Regions from separate parts of the Mus musculus genome. Here region 1 is linked to region 2. Evidence: chromatin loops called from intact Hi-C (ENCODE). Cell type or tissue: heart. All regions are shown on one strand. Links, peaks and the distances in the headings refer to the core of each region. The heading gives the core; the rest is flanking DNA.

Region 1 (8,331 bases), core at 116-8,115, 200 kb before region 2:
ATTGGCCTTCCATTCTGTAATCAGAGCCCACTGGCAAGCAAAGCCTTGGGCAAAACAAGCAATCCCAGCATTTGGGAGGCTAAGGCAGGGGGACCAGTTTGAAGTCACCCTGGGCTACATAATAATACTCTGGAAAAGGAAGAGAGGGATGGAGGCAGAGAGGAAGAGAGCAGAGATAGACAGAGAAAAAGACAGAGAGACACAGATAAGACAGACAGAGACTGACTTTCTAAATTGTTCTCAGCCTGAGCTGAATGTCAGAGTGAGACCCCGACTTAAAATAAATTTTAAAAACTTAAATGTAAAACAAAAATTACTAACTGACCAATGTATTAATTTTAGTTAATTAATTTTTATTTCCTGTTTATTAATACAACATATACTTTGGATAATTTTTATCAGATAATGGATCATTCCAAAAAGGATGATGAAAAGAAGGATGACAAATGTGACAACCAGTAAAAGATTACATAAGATCAAGTGTGCTGGCCTTATTGATAGGAGATATAAACTAGGGAGGAGAGTCCAGAAGGGAAGACAAAGAAATGTCACATTCTGTAGGCATAATGGTACTAAGTAACGAGTGATCCTGGCACTCTTTAAGACTGAAACAGCAGGATCCGGGTTCAAGGCCAACTACAAAAGGAGCTTGAGGACAGCCTGAGATCCCTGAGACCCTGTCTCAGACCACAAAAGAAGTATCACATACACTCTGAAGACAGAGTTATCAGTGGAGAGGTAAGAGTCACAATAAATACTAATACGAGCCTTTTAAATTGGAAAGGGCCGCCTCCTGTATACTTCCTTTCCCAAGGAGACAGTCAATCCCCATCAGTCGTCACCTCTGATAATTCTTCCGTTAAATTCTTAATAGTAAGTACACATGTGTCTTCCCCCTAGAACCTACCTATTAATCGTAGCTGTACCTCTTTCAGCTACAAAGATCAAGCAGGAGGCCTCTTTGCCATAACTCCCCCACCCAACCCCCACCCCCACCCCGCGCCAGCTTTTAAAGATAGTTAGTTATTCTCCTCCGGCGTTCTTTCCTAAGCTAGAAGTTTCATAGAATCGAGCCGGCTCCAGCTGCCTCGAATCGAGTACCGCATTCACAGCGGGACCGCACTTCGGATGAGCAGGCTTCAAACACGAGTAGGACTCCAGAGGAGAACGTTCAAAATAAGGTTTCCTAGGATCCAGACCCAGATTCGAAACAAGCTGTGGGAAAAGCCCAGGGCTGGAGAGCCGGCATCCCGGAGGGTTTCGGAGCAGGTGCTGTGGAGGCCCACGCTTTTGAGACAGCTGTGCCCGGTTGTACAGCTGTGGGAACTAGGTTCAGGGAGGTCAAAGACTTGGCCTCGAACGCACAGTGAGCTGCAGGCAGCGAACTCAAGTCCAGGTCTCCTACGCTTCACCCCAAATCTGTTCACCGCATTCCTCATCTTTCCACTCCACCAAATCGCCACCCACGAGAGAGGCGGTCCCGCCCCCGAGGCTACGGGAGTCAGGACGAGCCCCGTCTGGAAGGGGAGCTTGTGCGCACCCTTCTTTCCCTTTTCTGGGGCCTTAGTTTGCCCAATCTGTACCCACGGATGCCAGTCTGACCTTCCTTCTGGGACCTGGACAGAGCCAGACTGGATGACTCCTGGCCCTTGGCTTCAGATCCCTGAGCCTGGGAAGGGGGTCCCATGCCTCCCGGGCCCGCCGTCCCAGCTCGTCACCTACCTGCCGCCGCGGTAGAGCGAGCGCCAGCGACGCCAGCTGTCCGTTCCCCCGTCCCGGAGTAGCCGAGCCAGTCTTAGAGACGCGTCAGTCAGAAAGATTGAACCTCCGACCCCTCCTACCGGGAACTTGGTCACCTGACGCGGAGCCGCCTCTAGTAGAACAACTTCCGGTTCCAGCCGGAAAAGGCTGGTGTGCAGCGCTGCTCTCCGGCCCAGGCGCCCGGCTGGTAAGTTCCGCCCCGGGACAGGAAGGGGAGGGCGTCTGGTCTTTCCGTAGGGTTTCCTAGCGCTGGAAGAGGAGGGAAGGCAGCTCGGTGGATGGGCGAGCTCGCCTCGCCCGCGTGAAGACGTGGGAATAAATATGTGCGTACCCGCCAGCTAATCATAGCATTCATTCGGGTGATGGGTCAGAACTTCAATGTCGTTTTCGAAGCAGGCTTGGGATACATGGGACCGTGTCGCAAAAATAATGGGCGGATGAAAAAGCCAGTTCTAGAAATACCAGTTTGGAATGCCTTGTACAAGAAAGTAAGGTCAGTGGTTGTTCTGTTTTATAAAGAAGAAGAACAGGAGGAGGAGGCATGGGAAGTGGAGTAGGAAAGGGAGTAGAGAATGAGGAGAAGGGAGAGAGGCCGGCCAGGAACGCGTGAAGAGAGAGGGCGGAGGGGGAAGGGGGCAAAGAGTAAGGGAGAGGAGGGGGCGAACAGCCCCTTTTATAGTAAGCCGGGCATACCTCGCTGTTGCCAGGTAACTGTGGGGCGGAGCCTAGAAGGAATGCTAACAGTGGTGATGGATGAGAATGTGCAAAACGACCCAGGAGCTCTCTTGAAGACTCTACTAGCCAAATCTGTGAAATTTCAGTATCAAAATAATAAAGGTAATAAGAGTATAACTAATTGGAGCCCATGAGATGGTTCAGAGGTAAAGATGTTTGCTGCCAAGCCTGTCAACTCTAGTTCAGTCCCCAGAAACCCAGCGGTGGAAGGAAAGGAGTCTGGCAAGTTGTCATCAGACCTTCACATGTATACAGAGACACTTAATAAATACATGGTAATTTATTTTAAAACTAATTAGATGAACTTGTAACCAATGAGGGATTGTTTTTTTTTTACAGTAGCAAGTGCATTTATTATATTTAAAAATAACTAGAAAAATTGGTGTTTTAGCTTTCCATATATAAAAACATGTGAGTCCAGTGCAACAGTGCTCAGTGCAGGTGAGTGATTTTGCTGTGCAGCTCCTACAAAGCTGCATAGCTGTGCTGTTGCAGGGGTGGGGGGAGTGGGGGGTGGAGAGCCGGCACACCTCATTCTGTAGAACAAGAAGGGACTTCCGTCCTGCCTCGGACAAGCAGTAGCAGTAGCATTCCTGTGTGTAAGCTGAGGTAGGGCTGGCACACCGGCCTTGTATCCTGTACTGGATGGCTTTCAGCTTCTGCTTGCCAGTGTGAAAGCCCAAACGCCAGATGGCAGGTGAGCCTGCATCCTCTCCCCAGAGTCCTTGACCTTATCAATCTCTAGCTCCACCTGTGGGGGACCTGAGGGATCGGTCAGAATACTCCTCCTCCTTCTGTTCCTGGAAAAAGTAAGATTCTTTGGGGGGTTCTTAGTATCATTAATACAAGAATTTAGAAGAGACTCAAAGGAAGCTCAGGACAACTTTATTAGAGTTTGAAAAAAGCAATCAAGGCTAGTTGAAAACTCTAACAGCTGCCAGAAGATGGAGAAAAGGTCACACCTTTTAAACTAGGCATGGAATAAAATTAGACAACTTATCAAGAAATGGAAAAGGACAGGTGGTATTGGCGGTGCACACCTTTGATCCCAGCACTTGGGAGGCAGAGGCAGGCAGATCTTTGTGAGTTCCAGGACAGCCTGATCTTCAAAGCAAGTTCAGGACAGCCAGGGCTACACAGAGAAACCCAGCTCAAAAAAACAAAAACAAAAAACAGAGAGTAGGAGGAAGGGAGGGAGAGAGAGGGAGAGAAGAGAGGAAGGAAGGGAGGGAGGTGAAAACGGGCTGGAGAGATGGTTCAGCTGTGAAGACGGGGAACCAGAGGACCCAGGTTTGATTCCAAGGAACCACACACATAGTGATTCACAACCTTACCTAACTCCAGTTTCATGGGATCTGATACCCTTTTCTGGCCTCCCTGGGTGCTGCATGAACATGTGAGTATATATGCTTCTAGACAAAACATTCATACATATAAAAAAACAAAACTACCCAAGAATGGAAGTGGGCTAGTAAGCTGAGCAAAGTCCCTAAAAAGTATCCACCATACTGGTGCATGGTCTCTTACAGCCCTTTCTCTACAAACTGACTTCCTGTCCATGTTAATCTTGATGTATCTTTTGTTGTTGCTATTGTTGTTATCTCCTGTTACATTGGATCCCAGTACAGTTTACCAGGCTGAGTCAGGACAAGACCTGAGTCCCTACCTTGTCCCTGGGGAGCTGTGCTAGCCAAAGGCAAAGCACAGTGGACTGGCTTGCTGGAGGTCCTGGGGACTCCTCAGTACCCTCTGGGGACTTCTGGCCATTCTAATCACCGAGGGACCAAAGGCAGTTAGAGTCCTGAAGCCCCTTCAGATGACTTGGGGTCGTGCTTACACTGCCAGCAGTTCCAGCTGCTAGGACCTATATCCTGATTTCCACCCGCTGACAACACAAGCTTCAGTATGTGAGTCTCTAAGTACTGTGGCCTGGCCCTCAAAAGTCCTGTCTCTGAGGGTGTAGCAAGGAGGAAGCCTTTTGCTCTGTTCTGGAATTTTTTTTTTTTTAATTTATTATATGTAAGTACACTGTAGCTGTTCTCAGATACTCCAGAAGAGGGAGTCAGGTTTCGTTACAGATGGTTGTGAGCCACCATGTGGTTGCTGGGATTTGAACTCGGGACCGTTGAGCTATCTGGCCCCTGTTCTGGAATCCTATTCTGAGCCTATTCCTGATCTGTGCTTTCTGAAATGACGTCATCACGCGAGCAGACAGCGCGGCTCCAGCTTCACATCTGTACAGTGGTTTATTTTCTCCAGCTGTCCATCCAGTCTGGAGGTCCCTTTCCCTGGAACGCGGGCTCACGAAGGCTGCTCAGTCTTCTCAGATGCATGTGGAAGTCTCTCATCCCAGATGCCACCCTAACATCACCACATAGCACCGCCGGCTTCTCCACCAAAAATCTTGTGTTTGAAGGTCACTTTTCCCTATGATGTCATAGTAACAGCCTGGAGAGAGGTGTCCCTCCGTGTATAGCTGACTCACTGGGCTTTCTCCCCTGTGCCTCCCTTATATGTTGCCATCCATCCAGATTCTTGGCACAGAATGTTAGGGACAAGCAGTCCTAAGTACTGCCATTTTGTTTTCAGATTCCATTTAATCATAGGGGAAACTATGGGAACTGGCGACTTCCCAACAGCTGAACAGCCTCTGTTAGAAGACAGTTGTCTGAGTCCAGCCATCTCAGAGACAACTTGTAAGGATACAGTTGCTTGAGTCCAGCCATCACAAGGACAGCTTCTCCATCTGGCTGGCAGAGTCAACTAAGTTCATATTCCCAGGCCTAGGAGCCAACTCCCATCCTGATTGCAGGAAGCTCCCTTGCTCAACCCCTTATGTCAAAATATAATTAGACAGTGCTCCAGCCCACCCTGCCCCTGTCATGTTATGCTTCCATCCTTTAAATATGCTGTACAACTTTCCTTCAAGGTCACAGTTCAGCTCCCAAGTCTGGTCTGTGGCCCTAATGGGTCAGTAGTGGCTTGATTACACTAAATTTGTGTCATCTGTACTGACTCGGTATTGAGTTATGTTGGATCTAAGCGGATCCCACAACAATATGAACAACGGTGGCCATTATTTTGTGCAGAGACAAATCTGTTCCTACCCACATAAATTCCTGGCTCTGCTATGGCAAAGTCCATTGCTGGTATCTTGGGAGGTTCATATTCTTTCTTTCTCTCTCTCTCTCTCTCTCTCTCTCTCTCTCTCTCTCTCTCTCTCTCTCTCTCTCTCTCTCTCTCCCACTACTCCCTACAATCCTCCCCCCACCACACTTCTTAAATTTTATCTTATGCCAAGCTGTGGGGCACACCTTTAATCTCAGCACTTCAGAGACAGAGGCAGGCAGGTCACTAAGTTTGAGTCCAGCCTGGTCTACAGAGCAAGTTCCAGGGTAGTCAGGGCTATACAAAGAAACCGTGTCTCAAAAAAAAAAAAAAAAAAAAAAAAAGCCAAACAAAACAAAAACCCAAAACAGCAACAAGAATTATACTGGTATGAGCATTTGCCTGCATGTTTAGTATGCATCACTTACATGCAGTATCCATGGAGGCCAGCAGAGGGCAGAAGATCCCCTGGGCCTGGATTACACATGGCTGTGAGTTGCCATGTGAGTGATGGAAATTGAACCCAATTCTGGGAGAAAAGGAGTGCTCTAAACTACTGAGCACCACACTCTCCTGCTTCAGGATACTCCCTCCTCTCCCAGATGCTGTGCTTGGCTCATCAGCTGCATCTTCTTTAAGACAGTAAATCTCTGAACTTTTTTTTTTTGGCAGGGAGGGCAGGATAGAAGAGAACAGCTCACCTTCCAGCCGCCAGGAACCAGCAAGAGAATCCATGAGTTTTTAGTGACATAGAGAAGCAAACAAAGGGGCCAGGGAAATGGCTCATCAATGGTGACTTCAGTCTTCAGTGGCTCTTGCTTGTAGTGCTAGGACTAGGGAAAGCAGAGAAAGGCTGATCCCCGAGTCTGCTGGCTAGCTGCTGTGAGGGCCCTGATGAAGAATAATGAAGGGCTGGTGGGATGGCTCAGCCAGCAAAGGCACTCGCTAAACAAGCCCATCGAGCTGACCTTGATGCCTGGCACTCATAATGGAAGGAGAGAAGTGACCTCTAAAAATCATCCCCTGAGCTGGCCAGTGGTGGTGCACACCTTAGATCCCAGCACTCGGAAGGCAGAGACAGGAGGATCTCTGTGAGTTCAAGGCCAGCCTGATCTACAGAGCCAGTTCCAGGACAGCCAGGGACTACACAGAGAAACTTTCCTGTCTCGAAAAACTACTAATAGTAATGCTGATGACTCCTCTAAAGAAACCCTAGTTCAATCTCTGCCTATATGAACACATGTGCTAGTGCATGTGCAGCCACACCCCGTGTTCATATATATACACACACAGAGAAAGATAGACAGACCATGATGGCCATAATCCCAGGACTTGGAAGGCTGAGGCAAGAGAACTACGAATTCAAGGCCAGCTGGGCTACAGATACTGCCTCAAAAGCTGGCTCAAGGGTTGAAAGCACTGCTTGCCCTTCCATGGGGCCTGGGTTCACCTCTCAGCATGCACATGGCAGTTCACAACCATGTGTAACTCCAGTTCCAAGGAATCTGATGCCTGCTTCAGGCTTCCATGGGCACCAGGCATGCACATGGTGCACAGCACACAGGTAGACAAAATACTTATATACACAAAAACAAGCAAAGCACACACAGGAAAGAAAGAAAAGAATAAACAAGGAGAAGAGAAACTTGCAGCCTCTCCTTTTATTAGAACGGCAAGTAGTAAATAGGATTTGGAAGGTCAGGAGTGAGGAAACGAAACAGGATACTTACACAGATGTGCCTCTCACCAATTAGTCACCACAATGCAAAACTCGTACTGTTATAATCTCTTGGTCCAGAAGAACAAATTAATCAAGGCAACCAATGTCAACATCTCCTCAATGGGTCATGCAGCGATCACAAGCCTCCTGATAAGATACAATGAGCAGGGCACACATCACTTCTGTGTGATTGCTGTGTCATTAAGTGACAGAGCTCTTCCGTAGCACTCCTGAAGTTCTGAGGCTCATCCTCTATACCACCATCACCACCACCACCCCCAAAAAACCAAAGTGCATAGCCAAATCTCAGAAGAAAACATTGGATCAACTACTACAAAATAGCTATCCAAGTGCTGAAAAAGCAGGGACTAAAGGAGACTAAAGGAACATGGCCACAAGATGTTCATGGTTTAAAGTTGCATCCTGAGCTGAGGAATGCAGAAGAGCTTTAATGAACAGTACTGAGACTAATAATAGCATTTACATATGGACGGAAGTTTAATGTTAATAAATACTGTTTCACATGGCATATATAAGGACTGTAGCTTTACTTGGCATTCAGGTTGTTTTCCCAATAGCATCTTCAGCTTATTCAACAAGTGCTTGGTAAACTGATTGCTAATGGTTGGGCCTGAGTGTGAAGGGAAAAAATAAAGTAGATAAAAGATGCTGCAAAACAAAGTGACATGGACTCGAGGACAGGCTCAAATAAAACATTAACCTGGACTTCCCAGGCACTCACAGGTGGACCTTAGCACAGCCAACACCAGGAAGGGAGTGCCACTCATGGGACCCAACATAGAGGCAGCACCGCCTGCCAAGCCCGAGCAAACTCCTGTGGTTCTCAACCTGTGGGTCGCGACCCATGTCTGCGTCAGTTGACCCTTTCACAGGGGTCACCCAAGATCATAGGGAAGCACAATTACATGACAGTTCATAGCAGCGAAACTACGGTTGTGAAGCAGGAAAAAAATAATTTTATTGCTGGGAGTCACTACAACATAAAG
Region 2 (8,331 bases), core at 327-8,326:
ATGGCTGAATGCTTCTTGGGTCACAGTGGTCCACTGGAATGGTGTCTTCTTCAGTAGTAAGGTGGAAGGAATCACCATGGACAAAAATCCAAGTACCAGGTCTGTAGGCTGATGGAGTAGCAGAAGGAAGGTCATTGGCAGGTCCAGGTGAACATTCAGCAATCAGGAGGCACGGGACTAGAAGGGGCAGGGAAAAAACAGGTAAGGTAACAAACACATGGAATTATAAACAGAGGAGTCTAACACTGGGATGGGGGTCTGCTGTCAGCATATCTACTGTGTGATAGGTATTCACAAGCCTGGCTTAGATGGTGATAAGAGAAATTGCTAAAAGAGAGGATTTGCAAAAGAGTAAAAGCTGGATGAACAAATGCAAAAAGTTCCCTGGCAAAGTTAACTGTCTCAGGGATGCAACAAATAGAAAATGCCTTAAGAGTGCTACACCGGGGCATTAATGTGTGCTCATATATATATATCATAATGGGGGTTTCTAGTCCTACAACTATTAGGTTGGACATTATAGTTGGTAGGGAGGAAAAGTTTTCACAATTGGCACACACACAAAAAAATGATATCTAGGTAATATATTAATTTTTCCTTTAACTTTCCTGGTGCCATCTTAATGCTCTTGTCCTTTAAACACTGCCCTAACTTTTACATTAACAAGTTCTATTTTGAGCAAGACAGTATATTGCCTTGGTTGGTCCCCATTCTCAACTATAACAATTTGATTCAGTTTCTTTTTAGGTCATACGGTTTCCTAGTTTTTTTTTTTTTTTTTTAAATCTAGGATTAAGAAAACATGAAATCTAATCAACTCATATATCTAGAGTAATGTTAATTATAATGTAGCAATTATACATACACTGAGGATTAAGGGTCCCTGCTTTTCAAAAGGCTTCACTAGAAATGATGGTATTTTTGGGCAAAGATACATAAAACCAAGACTCTTTCAGTGTTTGCTATATGGAAAACAAACAAACAAATAACCAAATGCATGTGATGAACCAGACTCTGCATATAAGAGATTAAAGTTATCCTAAAGATGTTCTTTTTAATATTAAGAGAGTTACAGGGTTAGAGAGCATCTTAGTTTTATGAAATTGCAGAGATCTGCCAGGTGAAGAATCACAGAAGTGCATTTCCAGGGTAGAGAGTATGAATAGCAAAAGTGCAGAAATGAAAAGGCATTTTGGAAAATGGCAAGTACCGTAGTTCACTTTGGATGGAGTGTTGTCAGTTTGCACTGAGGTTCTGGACAGAAACTTGGATCTTCAAGTTCCCAGTGACAGTGCTGGTGGCAGTGCTTGGTGAGTCGTGTCTCTCTTTTCTCACGGCAAGATCAACAGTTCCAAAATTGAATACAAAACGTCCACCTCCAGAGTTCCTGTCATATCTTGACAAGCTCTTCTGGGTCACAGGTCCAGTTCTTGAAAATCTGGGAGCCTGGAGTCCATGGTGGCAGCTACACTGAAAATGGAATCCACTCCAACTACTGCATGTACTTTATGAACCTCCAATCCTGGACATCTGTGTTTTGTCATGGAATTTCAAGCTTTTAAGTTCCAGTTGATTTTATTTTTTCTCCTTCTCCAGAGGAAAGCCTTTTAACACCACAGTCTTAAAGAGTCTTTTGAGGTACATCCAGATTTAATTACAAAAGAGCTAAGACCAACAGAGTTTTTCTTCAAAACAGTCATTTCTCTTGAAAGGAAACCATTTGTCTCTGGCCCTTTGGTAAAGGGAATAAGTCAACTTATTTTTTTAGACATTTGAATAAAATATCAGAATTGGTAACATCTAATCATACAAAATACACTTAAATATGTTTGTGTTCACTTGCTTAGAGAGCTGTACCACTTAATAAGCACCACTCCACAAAACAAAAATGTTTGAAACCCAACTGTTCAAACATTTTAATAGTGTTTGCTGGATAATGGCCTGGAATTTGATAAAAGCAGCTGACAATAAACAAACAAACAAACGGCATTTTGGCCATTCAGTCTCACATTTGCAAGCAATTAGAATACAAGGCTGGTTAGGAAAAAGTTAAGCTTCAAAATGATTCCAAATATCTGATTTTGTGTCCCAGCCAGAGTCCAACAAAGTTTTTTCAAAAACTTTAGCCTTCAATTTAAAAAACAAAACAAAAAACCCCCCCAAAAAAAAAAAAAAAAAAAAAAAAAAAAAAACCCCAAACATTTTCAGGAATCCAACGCCTGGTTCAGTCTGTTCCAAGTAGCCCTCTTGCTAAAAATCCATGTGCACTATTAACTGGTTTTGGCAGCACCATTTAAAAATAATCCTGTTCACTATCAACCACGAAAACCAGGGATATAAAATAGGAGCAAATAATGGGTGTCAATCATGGTTGTAAAAAAATAGTTAACGAGAGAAAAGTAGTCAGGCACCAGTACGAGCAGCAGAAAACAATCGCTGGGCCAGAGATTACACTTCTTGTTACTCGAGGACACATTCACTCCTAATTGTAGCTGCTTTCTAGTGGGTGCCATTGTACCATAGGCATCAGCCACCCTTCAGGCACCCTATGGTGAAAGGAAAGGGCTTTGACTAAAAGCCAAGCAGTGAAGTGATGGTACCTGAAACAGCCATTATGCAGTAAGAAGCAGCTCACATATACCAGGGACTCAAATGGGGGCTTCATATTGGTTGTGAAGGGTCCCAGATGACATGTAGGCCTCAGTTTCCTCCCGGTGGCAAAAACTGTTCTAAACTCTTCTGGGTCATAGCCCCCTTTGAAAACTCGCTACTGAAGGATCTACTCATCCCCCTAGAAAACACTTTCCCACGTGTTTCTGTACAGAAGAAGTTCAGGGAACCTTCCCATCTCCAACTCCAATAAAAGGTTCCCGAATTTAATTTCAGGGAATGAGCAATTGTTATGACTTCTTGCAACTCAAAGGAAAAAAAAACAATAATCATCTTTCTGTAAACCGACACTTTTGAAGAGAGCTTCCAATTCCATACACACACTGATAGGCAGAGGAGGAAACTGAGGCGCAGACAGATTACAGAGTGACTTGCCTAAGGTCACTCGGCCAGCGAGTGGCTAGGCCCGGAAGCAAACCCAGATCTTCCGACTCCGGAGCTCGAATCCCCACCCCGGAGCTGCCGCCAGCGCTCTCGCTCCCCACTAAGGTGGCATAAGTAGGAAAAGGCAAAGGAGGAAGCCCACCACCAACCATCCTCCAGCTCCCTCTTGACCCTCCAACTGGGTCCTAGCAGGCCCCGAGGGGTGGCGCCAGGCCTCCAGGCCAGCCCCGGCCACCCCAGCTTCCCCCGCCGCCTCCCCGGGAGCGGGGCGGAGTTGCCCGCCGCCGCCAACCACCCGGACGACCCCTCGTCGGATCGCAAAAGCATAGGCCGCCGCCCGAGTTCTGCGTACGAGAAGAAAGACGCGGCGCGAGCGCCAACGGCCACCGGGCGCGCGCCGCGGCGGCCGGGCCTGCGCCCCAAGAGCTGGATGCCAGAGCAGGAGAAAGAGCCGCCAACCGATCGCTCGATCGACCGCACGCCCGCTCCTTCGCCCTACCAGACCGGGGAGGGGGGGAGGGCGCGCCAGGGCTTCTTCGAGTTAGGGGCCTGACTCCCCGGCGACAAGACAAGATGGCTCCTCCGCTCTGCTCTGCAGCTACCGTCCCGGCTGCGTCTCTCGGCCCGCCCCCGGTACTGTTCCTTTAAATGGCCGAGAGGGGTCAGGAAAGCAGGAAGAGAGGCGCGCGCCCTCACGTGATGGGGGCGGACCGGCCAAACAAGATCCGGTCACGTGGACCGACGTCGCTCGCCAATCAGAAGGTGGAGTCTCAGGGCGGGGGCGGGAAGACTTCGAGCTCTGTGATTGGCCGAAGGTGCGCTGGAGGCCTCGGCGGCCGGGCCGTCGGGAGTGAGCGAGGTGATTCGCGCTGCGTGCGCTTACGGAGACAAAGCGGTGGCTGAGGTAGCGGTGGCGCGGGCAGCACCGGCCGCAAAGCCGTACTGAACGCTGAATCTCGTGACGCCCAGCCTGTCATCGTCTGTTGAGGCGCGGCGTGTCGTGTCGTGTCGCGGCGCGGGCGGGCGGCGGCGGCGGCGGCGGCAGCGGCAGCGGAGGCAGCACATGGTTCCAAGAGCGCGCTGCGGTGGTTGAGTTCCAATTCCACGGGGAGGGACAAAGGCATCTGCGAGCTGCAGGCAACGCCCGATCGGATCTGGTGGTGCACTCGCCACTTTCCTCTGTTCTCCCAGGCTCTGGGACTAACTCCTGTCTGTCGGTAGCGAGGAGGTGGCCACAGGACCCAGGCCTGGGAAGGCCCGAGGGCCCGAGGCCATCTTCTGAAGGGTGTGGGGGAAGGGCGCACCTGAGGTGATTCGGGAGGGTAGGTTGTGAGGTGTTTCTGTGGGCCACTGTGAGTAATTTCACCCACAACCTGTGGTGATTGTGGCATAATAGCAAGCTGTGTTTGGGCGGGGTTTGGGAAAAGAAATCTGTCAGTCAGCACCAAGGACCTTTCTGTTGGAAAGCGGTGAAGCCAGAAGTAGCCTCCACTCCACTGCACTGTCCAGTAGAGCACTCTTTTGAGGAGCCTGGTGTCTTCGGTGGTGACAAAGTCTTCGGTGGTAATGAAGTAGGTGAACCGTCAGAAGTAGGTCAATTTCCTGAATTTAGGAGAACAGAAAAGGACTTGAACGTGAAGTTGAAGCTGTAAACCTCCAAGTTTGAAGACCATTCAGAACCGTTCACTTTTGATGTGCGTCGGAATTGTGTGAAGAAAGCTTGACCCCCCGGAGCACTTAAGGACAGTAGGTTTCGAATATAGTTCTTTCCAAAGTATTACATCAGAGTCATTGAAATACTTAAATCACTCGCAGTTTTAAATATCTGCCTGTATTTTGAATAGATACTAGGGAAATTTTTTTTTTATGTGTCACTAAGAAGCACAAATTTACCCTTTACTGATCAGAATCCTGGGGAAATCGATTTCACTATATGTACTTTCCTGTTAACCGGCAAAGACTGAAGACTCATTGCTGTCATGGCCTTCACCAATTACAGCAGTCTCAACCGAGCTCAACTAACCTTTGAATATCTCCACACAAATTCGTAAGTATCTTGTTAGGTGCCACTGAGGTAACCAGTAACTCCTCCTTGATGTTAATATGGAAATCCTTTCTCCAGAAAATTTTGCTTTTTTATTCTTTGGCTTGTGTCATTGGAGTAAGATGTATCACTGGATGTCTTGAGCTCTGTATTGAAGAACTGAGATCAGTGAATTATTTGTTGGTAATCTAGAAGAAAATGATTTCACTTACTGGATCAAAAATTTCAAAATACAAACTTTATATCATATTGAGTTGTTTCATCCAAGTGTTTAATAGGAATCCAGCAAAACTGCTCTTTGGATCATCAAAATTTGGACCATCTAGTATCAACTGTTGCACATCTTTAGTAACATCCTAGACAATTGGGTTTATAACAAGTGTTTCTAACAACAGCAACAACCACAAGATGATGATGACAAAAATGACCAACTTGGAAGAAGAAAGCATTTGTTAATTTTCAGCAAACAATTGGTTTTGTCATTTTGGCAAATTGGCTGTAAATCCAATGTAGTTTATATATGCTAAGGAAGAGTGGAAGTTTCTTTAAAGGCCTTGATTTAGGTAGTCTTTTTCCAAAGTATGTGAAATCACAGAAGGATGCTGTGTTCATGGTCTTGAGTAAGTGAAGAGATTAACATCATTACCATTTGGTATGGAATATTTTAGGGTTTGTGTATTTGTTTAGTTAATTAGTTTGGAAACAGGGTCTTTCTACCTAGCCCAGCCAGGCCTGAACCAGACCAGGCTAGTCTGGAACTCAGAGATCTGCCTGCCTCTGCCTCCTAAGTGCTAGAATTATAGGTGTGTGCCACCAAGCCCTTCATTAGGTTATCTTGCCAAAATCTAATCTTTCCATTCACCTCCTAAATGCTGGGATTATAGGTGTATGCTACCAAGCCCTTCATTAAGTTATCTTGTCGGAGTCTAATCTTTCAGTTCACCTGTTACTTTTGGGTTCAAGGTAAGTATTAGAGTATTTGGATAAGGAGGTAAAGAAAACCTAGATGAATAAATGGTCCAGTTAGAAAAAACATCTGCAGAGTAGAGACCATAGACTTCAGGTATCTCATAATAGTACAGTAATTTTCTAGTCTTTTGTGATTCCATGATACTTAAAAAAAACTTTTGAATAGTAAATTTTTCTGAGCAGTGATTTGTTCAATGCCAAGAGGTTTAATTTTGCATTATTTAGGAAGGTTTTTGGTTTGTTTGTTTCTTCCTTCCTTTCTTTTAATTGAGGTAGATCACAGAGAGAGATGGTACCACAGAGATTACCTTGGATACAGATTATGAATCTGGAACCTAGGTCACTGATCAAAGATGCTAGCACAGCCTTTGGCCACACTTTCGATATTCTTTATATTTGAGCTACATATTAAGAATAAGCAGATGAAGAGACTTAAATGTTCATGGCTGCGTGTGTTCTATAAAGGGGTCAGATTTGAATTTTGACCTGGCAGAGCAAATTTGGAATTATAAATATACTGAAACTTGGATGACCCTGAACTGGCCTTCAAAAATCTGTCTTGTTCCAGCATCACTATAGACTTTGTGCAATAACAGTAATATCAGCAATTCATTGCTTCCACTACTTACTGTTTTAAATATAAAGTAATTTCTAAGACAAATCTATAGGTTTAGAATTATTCTTGTCTTGCATTTGAGAAACCCGAGGCTCAAAGAAATTAAAGGCTTACAGAGAGGCAGCTGGAGAGGCAAGTTAAAGGTATCCAGATTTAAGACAGTATGAAGCATTTGGCTACAGTGCTTAATTTTAACCTACTATTGACCATTACTTTGAAGGTTTTGTTTTTCTGTCTGTAAGGCAGAGAATTTAACTTCCTGATTTATTATTTTGGTTTATTTTATTAAACTTCTAAGTATAATTTCTCCCTTTGTTATTGTACACATTATTAACAGTTTATGAACATTGCCAAAGCAAGGAAGTAAACTGAGTTACTTGAATAAAGTGATGTTGGAAAATTTTCTGTGAATTTTATCCATGTTGAATTGAAATTAGTGCTTGCTTCAACATAGAAGGATTGGCATATCATTTTGGAAATTTTGGAATTTCTTACCTGGACCACAAATTTGAATTTTGAAATATTTCTACTATGAATGTGTCTTGTTTTACTTGAAGAAAACACTAACTGTACAACACCACAATGAGGGTGTTTTTCTTTTAGTCAGAGCTTAACTGTAGCCCAGGCTGGCTTTGAACCTCATACCCTCAACCTCTTAAGTGCTGGGATTTCTGGTGTGGGCCATTGTTAAGTTTTTTTTTTGTTTTTTTTTTTGTTTTTTTTGTTGTTGTTGTTTTTGTCATTATGACTTGATGGGAAGTTCATTCTTAGAGAAAAATAAAACTTTTTATATGTTGTAATAGTAGAATAGTAGAATGGGTCAACAAATCAACTCCAGAGAAGGAAAGATTGATCTTACCGTACCTCCTTTGTTCTGTTAAAATCTTAAAAATGCCAATTCCAGATGTTACAATATTAGCCATATTTTGAATCGTGAAATTAACAGTATTTTATTTATTTTTCTTTTTATGTAGACTTGCAAGCAGAGCCCAAGCTACAGTGTAGAAATTTTTGTGGTTTTGTGAGAAGCCTATGCTTAGAAACCTCAAAACTCAAAAAAAAATTTTTTTTGAATGCTGCTTTTCCATACATATGCACAGGGTAGCTTTTTTTGAGCCTGCCTGCCTTCCTTTCTTTCTTTCTTTCTTTCTTTCTTTCTTTCTTTCTTTCTTTCTTTCTTTCTTTCTTTCTTTCTTTCTTTCTTTCTTTCTTTTTTTCTGAGACAGGGTTTCTCTGTATAGCCCTGGCTGTCCTGGAACTCACTTTGTAGACCAGGCTGATCTCGAACTCAAAAATCCACCTGCCTCTGCCTCCCAAGTGCTGGGATTGCCACCACACCCGGCAAGCCTCTGTTTCTTCTTTCGTAAGATGGAGCTAATATGTTAGTGTTTGAAGATTACACCATATAAAAATCAAATGGTATTCATTATTTTCTTTATATTGTTTATGTAATATAGCCTGTCATTGGTGTTAGACATTAGATAGGTTATTAAAATATTTTTTATTTTATGTGGATGTTTATCTCTATGTATGAATATGTACCACATTCATGCCTAATACCTACAGAGTTCAGAAGAGAACATCGGGTCCCGTAGAGCTGGAGTTAGGGATGTTTGTGAGCCACCATGTAGGAACTGGGAACTGAAGG

What was found. A loop is a pair of places that touch in the nucleus more often than their neighbours do. Peaks named below come from ENCODE experiments on the same cell type or tissue, not always from the same donor. Only the 100,000 strongest peaks of a DNase experiment are listed, where the experiment ranks them.
Region 1: it touches region 2 in a loop (5-fold over the local background); 2 of 42 quality-filtered maps call a loop at or near these places.

What each region holds. Positions count from the first base shown.
Region 1 is chr11:3,450,487-3,458,817 of GRCm38, forward strand. It overlaps Rnf185 (ring finger protein 185), which reads right to left and starts at 2,470. Exons shown (of 7, transcript NM_001290472.1): 1 at 1,723-2,470. 8430429K09Rik (RIKEN cDNA 8430429K09 gene) reads left to right here and starts at 1,951. Exons shown (of 4, transcript NR_028317.1): 1 at 1,951-2,254. In heart, for the core only: CTCF peaks have their summits at 1,767, 3,258 and 6,058 (motif pointing right); DNase peaks (open chromatin) are centred at 1,895, 2,345 and 6,065; H3K4me3 peaks cover 2,794 bases; H3K27ac peaks cover 2,075 bases.
Region 2 is chr11:3,645,347-3,653,677 of GRCm38, forward strand. Morc2a (microrchidia 2A) reads left to right here and starts at 4,091. Exons shown (of 27, transcript NM_001159288.2): 1 at 4,091-4,800; 2 at 4,962-5,101. The coding sequence starts at 5,034. It overlaps Tug1 (taurine upregulated gene 1), which reads right to left and starts at 3,468. Exons shown (of 4, transcript NR_002321.2): 1 at 3,407-3,468; 2 at 1,211-1,732; 3 at 1-177. In heart, for the core only: a CTCF peak has its summit at 3,710; a DNase peak (open chromatin) is centred at 3,765; H3K4me3 peaks cover 3,397 bases; H3K27ac peaks cover 2,192 bases.